2 separate regions of the Homo sapiens genome follow, and region 2 is linked to region 1. A link is an interaction called in ENCODE POLR2A ChIA-PET data of the cell type or tissue named here. Cell type or tissue: endothelial cell of umbilical vein. All regions are shown on one strand. Each heading gives the region's core, and the rest is flanking DNA. Links, peaks and the distances in the headings are about the cores only. Region 1 overlaps MAFF (MAF bZIP transcription factor F). Region 2 overlaps PLA2G6 (phospholipase A2 group VI).

The links. Peaks named below come from ENCODE experiments on the same cell type or tissue, not always from the same donor. Only the 100,000 strongest peaks of a DNase experiment are listed, where the experiment ranks them.
Region 2: POLR2A ChIA-PET joins it to region 1 with 11 read pairs; 11 of 35 experiments call an interaction of 5 or more read pairs at or near these places.

The regions. Positions count from the first base shown.
Region 1 is chr22:38,211,968-38,217,333 of GRCh38, reverse strand. It overlaps MAFF (MAF bZIP transcription factor F), which reads right to left. Exons shown (of 3, transcript NM_012323.4): 2 at 3,445-3,511; 3 at 827-2,914. The coding sequence starts at 3,480. The coding sequence ends at 2,456. It also overlaps a transcript of TMEM184B not described here. Among named protein-coding and RNA genes, the nearest start is that of SNORA92, 10 kb to the left of the region's middle. RefSeq lists silencers at 2,362-2,731, 2,902-2,951, enhancers at 2,947-3,528, 5,042-5,186 and a cis regulatory region at 5,114. In endothelial cell of umbilical vein, for the core only: no CTCF peak of the experiment used is centred there; a DNase peak (open chromatin) is centred at 2,483.
Region 2 is chr22:38,132,638-38,138,003 of GRCh38, reverse strand. It overlaps PLA2G6 (phospholipase A2 group VI), which reads left to right. Exons shown (of 17, transcript NM_003560.4): 6 at 2,920-3,016; 7 at 4,991-5,173. Among named protein-coding and RNA genes, the nearest start is that of BAIAP2L2, 25 kb to the right of the region's middle. In endothelial cell of umbilical vein, for the core only: no CTCF peak of the experiment used is centred there; a DNase peak (open chromatin) is centred at 2,503.

The sequences.
Region 1 (5,366 bases), core at 58-5,057:
TTTTTGTATTTTTAGTAGAGACGGGGTTTCACCGTGTTAGCCAGGATGGTCTCGATCTCCTGACCTCGTGATCCGCCTGCCTCAGCCTCCCAAAGTGCTGGGATTACAGGCGTGAGCCACCGCACCCGGGCCATGTTTTTTTTTTGTTGTTGTTGTTTTTTGTATTTTTAGTAGAGACGGGGTTTCACCATGTTGGTCAGGCTGGTCTTGAACTCCTGACCTCAAATGATCCACCCGCCTCAGCCTCCCAAAGTGCTGGGATTACAGGTGTGAGCCACTGCGCCCGGCCTGTTTTCTTACTTTTAAATTTCTTGTAGAGATGGGGGTCTTGCTATGTTGCCCAGCCTGGTCTCAAACTCCTGGCCTCAAGTGATCCTCCCACCTCAGCCTCTTCAGTAGCTGGAACAATAGGCATGTGTACCACCACATGTGGCTAATTATTTTTTATTTTTTGTAGAGATGGGGTGTCACTATGTTGCCCGGGTTGCTCTTGGACTCCTAGTCTCAGATGATCCTCTTGCTTCAGCCTCCCAAAGTGCTGGGATTACAGGTGTGAGCCACCATGCTCCGCCAGAATCCAGTCCTAAATTTCATTGTGCCCATGGCTTTGTCTTCCCAGGAGCTCCTGTGCTCTAAGCAACCAAGAGGAAGCATCGAAGTTTCAGCATCACTGGTCTCTGTCGCCATCTCCCCTCCACCTCATACCCTGTGCAATAGCTGGTGATGTGCACTAGCCCTCCCCGCCACCAGAAGCCCTAAGGGGTTGAAAGCAGAACCCCATTTTAGACACCCCTCGCCAAAAAACATAGTCCAGGATACACATTTATTCTCTGTGGAAAAAGAAAGAATTTGACTTTATTTAGAAAGTCTACAAAATACAGAAGACGATAACTCGCTTGCTGTAAGTCAGGAAATAAATAAATTCTAGGAGCCGGGCAATATTTTTTAACTTTTTTTTTGAGACAGGATTTTGCTATGTTGCCCAGGCTGGAGTGCAGTGGTGCGATCTCAGCTCACTACAACCTCTGCCTTCTGGGCTTAAGTGATCCTCCTGCCTCAGCCTCCCAAGTAGCTGGGACTACAGGCATGAGCCACCATGCATGGCTAATTTTTGTATTTTTTGTAGAGATGGGGTTTCACCATGTTGTCCAGGCTGGTCTCAAACTCCTGGACTCAAGCGATCCCCCTCCTTGGACTCCCAAAGTGCTGGGATTACAGATGTGAGCCACCGCGCCCGGCTTAAACATTTTTTGTTGTTGCTCTCCGGCTTTCCCTAAATATAAGATAAAATGTGATTTATTTGCAGATATAAAATATAAAGCCCAGCTCAGGGCCATACGCCACTTTTCCCAGGGAGCAGGAGCTCGGGCTCTGGCTGGGGAGAATAACTTAGATCCGTGCAATAAATAAACAGTGGGGAGGGGCAGTGTGGACAGTGTTGGGGGAGGGACTGAGACTGGGCTTCCCAGGAGAATGACAATCAAAGGCAGGGGTCAGCCCCCACCCCACAGTGGACACTGACAGGGGTTGAGGTGGGACCCTTCTTCTTAGGACCCCACTCCAGACTGTAGTAGGACTGCAGGGTCTGTCTCCTTGTCTCCCTATTTGCCACAGCAGTCCATGGCCCCCTTTCTCTGACTGGCCAGCCCCCGGACACCCTGGCTGCAGGGACAGCCTAGGGCTGAGCCAGGCCAGCTCCTTCCCACTCTTCCATCCGTGTCACCTTCTCTCTCCCTCTGCTTCTCTCCCCCTCCCTTGCAGAGAGCGGTCTCCCAAGCCAGGGAGGCCCTCCCACCACATTTCTGAGTCCCTGTCCACTGTCCCCCTGAAAACCATGGCTGGACTCAGGGCAGCAGTGAGGACACCCAGGTTTTGGTCCCAACACAACCACTAAGTGAAATGTGACCTCAGGCCTGTTTCCCCATCCGTGAACTGGGTTTCACTAGTCTTCCCACCCACTCTTTTAGTTTCGGAAGGCCAGGCACCCCCAGGCCCAACCAGAGGTGGGGGCATCTCTTCAGTGCAATTTCTCAGCAGGACGGTCCCGTAAGTCACAGACAGCCAAACCTAGCTTTGAATCCTGGGAGGGTTTGGAGGGCATATTGGCACAATAAGAGCAGTTTCCAAGATGAGGGGTGCCCTCTTCTCCCCCAACAGCTGTTCTCTAAGCCGGCTCTGTATCTCTCAATCTAAAAAGGCTAAACTTTCAGCCAAGGGCGATCCCAGATCCAGACCTCTGCCCCATCCCCAACCTACCCAAGTTCCCCTTCCCAGGGTCATTCGGTCCCAGTTTGGGGGGCTGCAAGAGGAAGACAGGGCCCACGAAGGGAATGTGTGTGCACCAAGGGGCCAGTGCTGCAGAGAAATGGGACCTGGGCACAGAGGCGGCGCTCAGGCACTTTGGGGAGGGAGCTGAGGCCGGAGGGGCGTGGCTGAGGCATGGCGGGGGCGGGCACTAGGAGCAGGAGGCCGGGCCGTGGGCGGGGTCCGGGCCGTGGGCGGGGCCAGACCCCGAGCCCGGGGTGGACTTGACGATGGTGATGACGCTGGCCGGCGCCACGAGCGTGGCGGGCCCGCGGGCGGCGGCCACGGAGCGCGCGAAGCCCTGCAGCGCCTCGCACTTGCCGCGCAGCGCGTCGAGCTCCAGGCGCATGGCGGCGTTCTCGCGCGCCAGCTTGTCCACCTCGCGCTCCAGCTCCGACTTCTGCTTCTGCAGCTCCTCCTTCTGGCACACGCGCTTCACGCGGCAGCTGGCGGCGTAGCCACGGTTTTTGAGTGTGCGGCGCCGCTGCTTGAGCCGTGTCACCTCCTCGGCGGAGAGCCCGCGCAGATGCCGGTTCAGCTCGCGCACCGACAGCCCCATCAGCGCCTCGTCCGACAGGTGCGGCGTGTTCTCGCTCAGCTCTCGCTTGATCTGCGGGCATGAGGAAACTGAGGTCCAGGGGACTGGGGACGGGCCCCCCCGCTCCACCCGCGGTGTTCCTCTTTCACCGCCTTAGCCGCCGAGGTGGTGGGTGGACTTGATCCAAAACCCCGAAGGGGAGCAGGAATCCGGGAAGGGGAAACCGGGCCAGACTAGGATCGGGACACAAAAGGAGGCCACCCCGGGGCTCAGCCTGAATTCTAACCTAGCGCCAAGCCCTGGACTCAGCCAGAGAAACCCAGGTCGGAAAGCACCTTTGAATGCCCCAGGGGACATTGACCCGATGGGGAAGGAGGCCTGGAGAGGGAAGTGACCTACCCCAGGGACATGCAGCCTGTGACCAGAGCCCAGGCCTCCTGGTCCCAGCCCATGGCTGTGGCCCTTCCCTTTGGCATCATGAAGGCCTGGTGCCTGCTGAGCCACCCAGGGGATTCCAGGAAAGAAGGGGAAGTTGGGATGAGGAGGCTCTGCATGGGCAGGGAGGGAGGGCTTCACTGGGTTGACAGAGGCTGCCTCCTCACCTTTAGAGCTTTGCTGGATAGGGGATCCACAGACATGTTTGCAGAAGGTGCCCTCTGGGCTGCAGACCTAGGGTAGAAAGGAGGTCAAAGTCACTGTTTTGTTTTTGGTTTCCCATTTAGAATAAAATCCAAACTCACTACCTTGCCATTCAAGGCCTCTGCTATCTTAGAACTGATTCATACCTGCCACCTTCCTCTCTCCACATTGGTCCACAGGCCTCCTTGAATGGCTCCTTCCAGCCGCGGGAGCTGTGCACAGGCTGTGCTCTTTACTGTTCTAGCCCCATGGTGACTCCTCATCATTTAGGTCTTTGCCCAATGTCACCTCCTCAGGAGGTCCTCTTTGACCATTCTGGCTAAACGCCTCTGTGTCACATCACATAACCCCGCCTATTAACCCTTGTAACAGTCACCTCTTCTGCATTTCTCATGCTTGGTTCCTCATCTATGATTTGTTTCTCCTTCCCACTCCTCCTCCACCAAAACGGAAGCCAATGAAGGCAGAGGCCTTCCCTGTCTCACCACGGCATCAATATGCCTAAATCAGTGCCTGGTATATAGTAGATGGCTCAGTAAGTGTGCACCAAATGAATAGATGTGCCTCTCCTGACCATTCTTCCACATGGGGCTTGGACATGTGCCTTTGATTTGATTTTTCAGAACTTTTCTTTCTCTTTTTCTTTCTTTCTTTTTTTTTTTTTTTTTTTTTTTTTGAGACAGAGTCTCACTCTGTCACCCAGGCTGGAGTGCAGGGGCGCGATCTTGGCTCACTGCAACCTCCGCCTCCCGTGTTCAAGGGATTCTCCTGCCTCAGCCTCCCAAGTAGCTGGGATTACAGGTGCCTGTCACCACGCCCAGCTAATTTTTTGTATTTTTAGTTTATTTTTATTTTTAGAGACAGGGTTTCGCCATGTTGGCCAGGCTGGTTTTGAACTACTGACCTCAGGTGATCCACCCGCCTCAGCCTCCCAAAGTGCTGGACAGGTGTGAGCCACTGTGCCCAGCCAATTTTTCAGAACTTTTCTTAAAGTATAACCTACATACAGAAAAGTACACACAGCATATGTGCACCAGTAAATGCCTTTACACAAAGCCCATCCAGCACCCCGTAAGATACAACATCAGCCAGTCCCCTCTCTCCCCAGGCCTCCTTCATCTAGACCTCTGTTTTGGGAAAGTTTTCCCAACCTCCTGGGGGCTGCCCCATACTAACTCAGCATGCCCTAGGCAGATGGGGCAGCCATCCCTAGACCAATGAGGGCCTCTCATCTCCTAATCCTCCCTCCCACAGGCCTGACAGCCACATGCTCCTTCAACAACTATTTATTGAGCTCTTTGCCAAACATGTACTTGGTAATGGGGAGAAAAAGGTGAATAAAACTCGTGGAGGGTCAGTGGTCATTGCTCTGGGCTGGAGAAGGGGACCATCTCCCAAAGTCCCCTTTAAAGCAGCAGTCCTCTCTGTCTCTAGCTGATAGGATCTACTTTGCCAATCCTCTCAGGTTCTCCGCCATGAGAACCTGAGTTTTCTCATCTGTCTCCAAGGGGAGGGGGCAGTGATAAGAAGCCAAGGAAAATAAAGGAAGATAGGCTGGGCGCGGTGGCTCACGCCTGTAATCCCAGCACTTTAGGAGGCTGAGACGGGCAGATCACCTCAGTTCAGGAGTTCAAGACCAGCCTGGCCAACATGGCAAAACCCTGTCTCTACCAAAAACACAAAAATTAGCCCAGGCGTGGTGGTGCATGCCTGTAGTCCCAGCTATTTGAGAGGCTGAGGCAGGAGAATTGCTTAAACCTGGGAGGTGGAGGTTACAGTGAGCCGAGATTGCGCCACTGCACTCCAGCCTGGGAGCCTGGGTGACAGAGTGAGACTCCATCTCAAAAAAAATAAATAAATAAAAAGAAAACAAAGGAAGATGCTT
Region 2 (5,366 bases), core at 367-5,366, 80 kb after region 1:
GCTCCTACCTTGAGTGGAGCAGGGAGATCCCTTATCGACTTGGCAGCCAGCACAGCCCTACTCCAAGAATCCCACGGCCTCAGTGTTACTGACAAGTGGTTCCCTCACAGCTCAGACTAGGAGCTCCCTCGCTGTTTTTCTTTTTCTTTTCTTTTCTTTGTTTTGTTTTTGAGACAGAGTTTCACTCTGTCACCCAGGCTGGAGTGCAATGGCATGATCTTGGCTCACTGCAACCTCTGCCTCCCAGGTTCAACTGATTCTCCTGCCTCAGCCTCCCAAGGAGCTGGGATTACAGGTGTGCGCCACTATGCCCAGCTAATTTTTGTATTTTTAGTAGAGATGGGGTTTCATCATGTTGACCAGGCTAGTCTTGAACTCCTGACCTCAGGTGATCTACTTGCCTCGCCCTCCCAACATGCTGGGATTACAGGCGTGAGCCACCGCGCCTGGCCACCTCTGCTGTTTTTCAATGCAGCTGACCTTTCCCACAAAGCTCGGTTTGTGCCTGCGGTTCTCAGATGGTTAAGCCCCTGCTGAGGAAGGGAAACAGATAATCCCAGACAGTGAGATGGAGGCTGAGACTGAGGATGCCTGGGGGCTGCACTAGGAGCTCAGAGACGGCATCAGGCAGCTGGAGTTCAGGGAAGGTTTGGGGGCAGCAGAGCCCGAGCCAAGCCATGGACACTAGCCGGAGCTGGCCACTCGGGTGAAGACTTGGGGGGCTCCAGAGGGCCCAGGGAAAGAAGCTGGGCCTGACTCCATGTGCCTAGTGCTGAGCACCAAGCGCTGGCATAAGGGCTGTAGGGAGCTGGGCAGCATAAATCCTGGGCCTGTGCTGGGCACCCCTAATAATAGAGAACAGCAGCTGAACACTAACGCTGTCCCAGCCACCGGCTTAGCCTTCATGTGGGCTATTTCACTATAGCCCAGAGAGCTGATGTATTTTATTCCCCCTCTAAAGCTGAGGGCCAAGTGTGGTGGCTCATGCCTCTAATCCCAGCACTTTGGGAGGCTGAGGCAGGAGGATCGCTTGAGCCTAGGAGTTTGAGGCTACAGTGAGCTATGATCATGCCATTGCCCTCCAGCCTGGGTGACAAAGGGAAATCCTGTCTCAAACAAACAAACAAAAAACAGATGAGGAAACCAGGGCTTAGAGAGATTAAGTAATTTGCTCAAAGTCAGGCAGTCAGTAAGTGCCAGACCTGGGAATTAAACCCATGTGGGCTGTCCTAGTAATTGCACTAAAAAAAAAAAAAAAAAAAAGCTTTATTGAGATATAGTTCCTATTCCATACAATCCACCTATTGAAAGTATACAATGATTCTGATATATTATGTTTATTTTTTCCAACTGTGATAGATTATATATAACATAAAATTTGCCATTTTAACCACTTTTGTTTTTTGTTTTTGAGACAGAGTTTCGCTCTCGTTGCTCAGGCTGGAGTGCAATGGTGTGATCTCGGCTTACCGTTACCTCCACCTCCCGGGTTCAAGTGATTCTCCTGCCTCAGCCTCCCGAGTAGTAGCTGGGATTACAGGCATGCACCACCATGCCCAGTTAATTTTGTATTTTTTAGTAGAGACAGGGTTTCTCCATGTTGGTCAGGCTGGTCTCGAACTCCCGACCTCAGGTGATCCACCCACCTTGGCCTCCCAAAGTGCTGGGATTACAGGCGTGAGCCACCACACCCGGCCCATTTTAACCACTTTTAAGTGTACAATTCGGTGGTTTTAATCACATTTACAATGTTGTCCAACCATTACCCCTTTCTAAAACTTTTCTTATCACCTCAAACAGAAACTGTAACCATTAATAACTCCCGATTCTCCCCTCCCCACAGCCCCCGATAAGTCCCATATCCTCTCTGTCTCTCAGAACTTGCCTGTTCTAGAACCTCGTATCAGTGAAATCATACAGCGTTTGTCCTTTTGTGCCTGGCTTATTTCACTTAGCATGATGTCTTCAAGGCTCATCCATGTTGCAGCACGTATCAGAATTTCCTTTCTTTTTAAGGCAGAATACTATTTTGTTTATCCATTCAGTCCTTCACTGATAGACGCCTGGGTTGTTTCCACCTTTTGTCTGTTGTGAAGAATGCTGCTGTGTACATGGGTCTGCAAATGTCCATTCAAGTCCCTGCATTCCGTCCTTTGATACTTCCGACCTCAGGTGATCCGCCTGCCTCAGCCTCCCAAAGTGTTGGGATTACAGGCGTGAGACACCGCGCCCAGCCAGAAAAATTTTAAAGTCTTCTCCTTGCACAGCTGAACTTGTGAACCGAGATTCCTACCCATGATACAATGATGGAGCACTTTCTTTGGGCCAGGCGGGGCCTAATGAGGCTTGTGAACCCGGGGCCTCTGCTCTGAGGCTGGAGATGCTAAGATCTCTGGTGGACACTGCTTGCCTCAGGCACCGAGTAGAAAGCAATTGTGCTCTTTCCCACTCTGTCATACTGCTTCCTATAGCATGCAGGTCACTGTGTGACTCACTGACAGTGTGGTAAGGAGGTGGAGGGTGGCTGTGTGCCAGGCACAGAACTGGGCTCTGAAATGCCTGGTCTTCCTTACACCCCAGCCACTCCTCTCAGCACTCTCTCCATGTTGCTCAGCTTCTGGAGGCCACCAGTGAGGAAGCTGGGGCTTGACTTCAAGCCCATCTGACTCTAAAGCCAGTACCAGGGAGGGTGATCATTGCTGGTGGCAGCATCAGGAAGGCTTCCTGGAGGAGGGGGTTAGTTGTGCCTTGAGGGGCTCAGTACAGCCTTAACCATGGTGAGTGTGCTGGTTGGGTTTGCTGAACTTTGTTTGCAGTGATGCTCTCTGTAAGCAGTAGATGAAGCTCCAAGTCCTGGCTTCATCCCACGCCACGCAGACCCTAGCTTCTGCTCACCAACCGGGGCCCCTCTCTCACCAGGTGTGCGGAGATGATCATCAGCATGGACAGCAGCCAGATCCACAGCAAAGACCCCCGTTACGGAGCCAGCCCCCTCCACTGGGCCAAGAACGCAGAGGTGAGTGGATCCTGAGGTGGGTGGGTGGGGCAGGGGGCCGGGCCCCGCAGGTCCTCAGGGCCCTCAGGAAGCAGGTTCCCGAGAGGACCCTGAGGCTAGCACTTGGGGGCTGACCTTGCAGTGGGTGTGCAGGCAGAGAAGTCCATGAAGAGCTGGGATCCTGGCAGGGCTCTGCTGCTCTCTGGCTGGGCGGGGGGATCCGCCCTGTGCCTCAGTTTCCTCATCCATGAATTCTGCTTTGGCGATGTGATGAAGTCAGCAAGGCAGTGTGTGACAAAACTCGGCACAAATTGTAAAGTGCTTCCCAAATAGAAGGTGGCGTGATGATGATTGTATTATTAGTCAGGATTCTCTAGAGGGCCAGAACTAACAGGAGATATATATATAGAGAGAGAGGGGGGTTTATTTTTTTATTTTATTTTTTTTGAGACGGAGTCTCGCTCTGTCGCCCAGGCTGGAGTGCAGTGGCACAATCTTGGCTCACTGCAAGCTCTGCCTCCCAGGTTCATGCCATTCTCCTGCCTCAGCCTCCTGAGTAGCTGGGACTACAGGCGCCCGCCACCACACCCGGCTAATTTTTTTGTATTTTTAGTAGAGACGAGGTTTCACCGTGTTAGCCAGGATGGTCTCGATCTCCTGACCTCGTGATCTGCCTGCCTTGGCCTCCCAAAGTGCTGGGATTATAGGCGTGAGCCACCGTGCCTGGCCTAAAGGGGGATTTATTAAGGAGCATTAACTCACACGATCACAAGGTCCCACAATAGGCCATCGCAAGCTGAGGAGCAAGGAAGCCAGTCCAAGTCCCAGAGCTGAAGGACTTGGAGTCTGATGTTTGAGGGCAGGAAGCATCCAGCACGGGAGAAAGATGTAGGCTGGGAGGCTAAGCCAGTCTAGCCTTTTCACATTTTTTTCTGCCTGCTTTATATTCTGGCCGTGCTGGCAGCTGATTAGATGGTGCCCACCCAGATTAAGGGTAGGTCTGCCTTCCCCTACTGACTCAAATGTTAATCTCCGTTAGCAGCACCCTCTCAGACACACCCAGGGTCAATACTTTACATCCTTCAATCCAATCAAGTTGACACTCATTATTAACCATCAAGATGATGATGATGATGATGGATGATGATGGTGGTGGTGGTGGTGCTGGGCCTAGCTGCACACACAGGGAGCCTGGCTGGGCATCTCCTCTGAGTTCTTCCCCTAAGCTAAGCTCTGTCCTCCTGGGAGGATGGAGGCCTCTGGTCTCATCACCAGGAAGCACAGCTTGACAGAGAATGGGATGCCCCAGAGTTCATGGCCTACTTCTCAATGTGATGGGCCAGGAGGGAGGGCACTGCCAGCCTCAGGGTACCTCTGCATTCCAGGAGCCGGACACCGAGTCAGGCCCTTCCGTGTAGGTTTGGTCACTCATTGTCATCACATGCTGTGAGGTGGGGACTTGCATTCCCATCTTCACAGAAGCCCTGAAGTGCACATGGCTACAGTGACCCATCCAAGCGCAGGCAGCTGGGATGAGTGAAGCTGGGCTTTGGGCTCAGGTCTGTGACTCCAAAGCCAGGCTCCCCTCCCTGTTCCCAAGGCTCTGCCAGGGATGTGCATTGCCAAGGCCCAGTGAGAGGTGATACCTTTGCAGGGTTCCAGGGAGGGATGCAGGGAGCGGGGTGCTTCAGGACAGGCCCCAGAGGAGCCTTTGCAAGGAGAGTGGGTTCTGTTGGCACTAGGAAAGGACCAGAAGCCTCTTAAAACAGTCAGCACATCTTTGGCTTTTTGTCCCTAGTCTTGGGATGCTGATGGGATGGGAGGCAGTCTAGGCCCCCCTAGAACTGGGGCCTGCCCCTGGAATCCTCTTGCTAGCGCTTTCCAACATCCCAGTACCTGTAGGCCTCTCAGAGCAGAAGTGGCAGTGCCCACGTGTCCCGGGGTGCGGCAGCTCCCCGAGTGCCTGTGCTAACTCAGCCTGACCGTCTCCCGCAGATGGCCCGCATGCTGCTGAAACGGGGCTGCAACGTGAACAGCACCAGCTCCGCGGGGAACACGGCCCTGCACGTGGCGGTGATGCGCAACCGCTTCGACTGTGCCATAGTGCTGCTGACCCACGGGGCCAACGCGGATGCCCGCGGAGAGCACGGCAACACCCCGCTGCACCTGGCCATGTCGGTGAGCCCAGGACCGCGTGTCCTGCCCTGTGGGGCCCCGGTGGGAATGCAGGAGGGCTGTCCGGACTGGAGCCCTCCTCCCCACTGTCTCCCTCCTATCGTCAGCTGCTCCAAATCATCTTCCCACCCAAAGCTCAGTTCAGACCCTGACTCCTCCCTCAGGAAGCCTTCCAAGTCCCCCTCTCAGCCCAAAA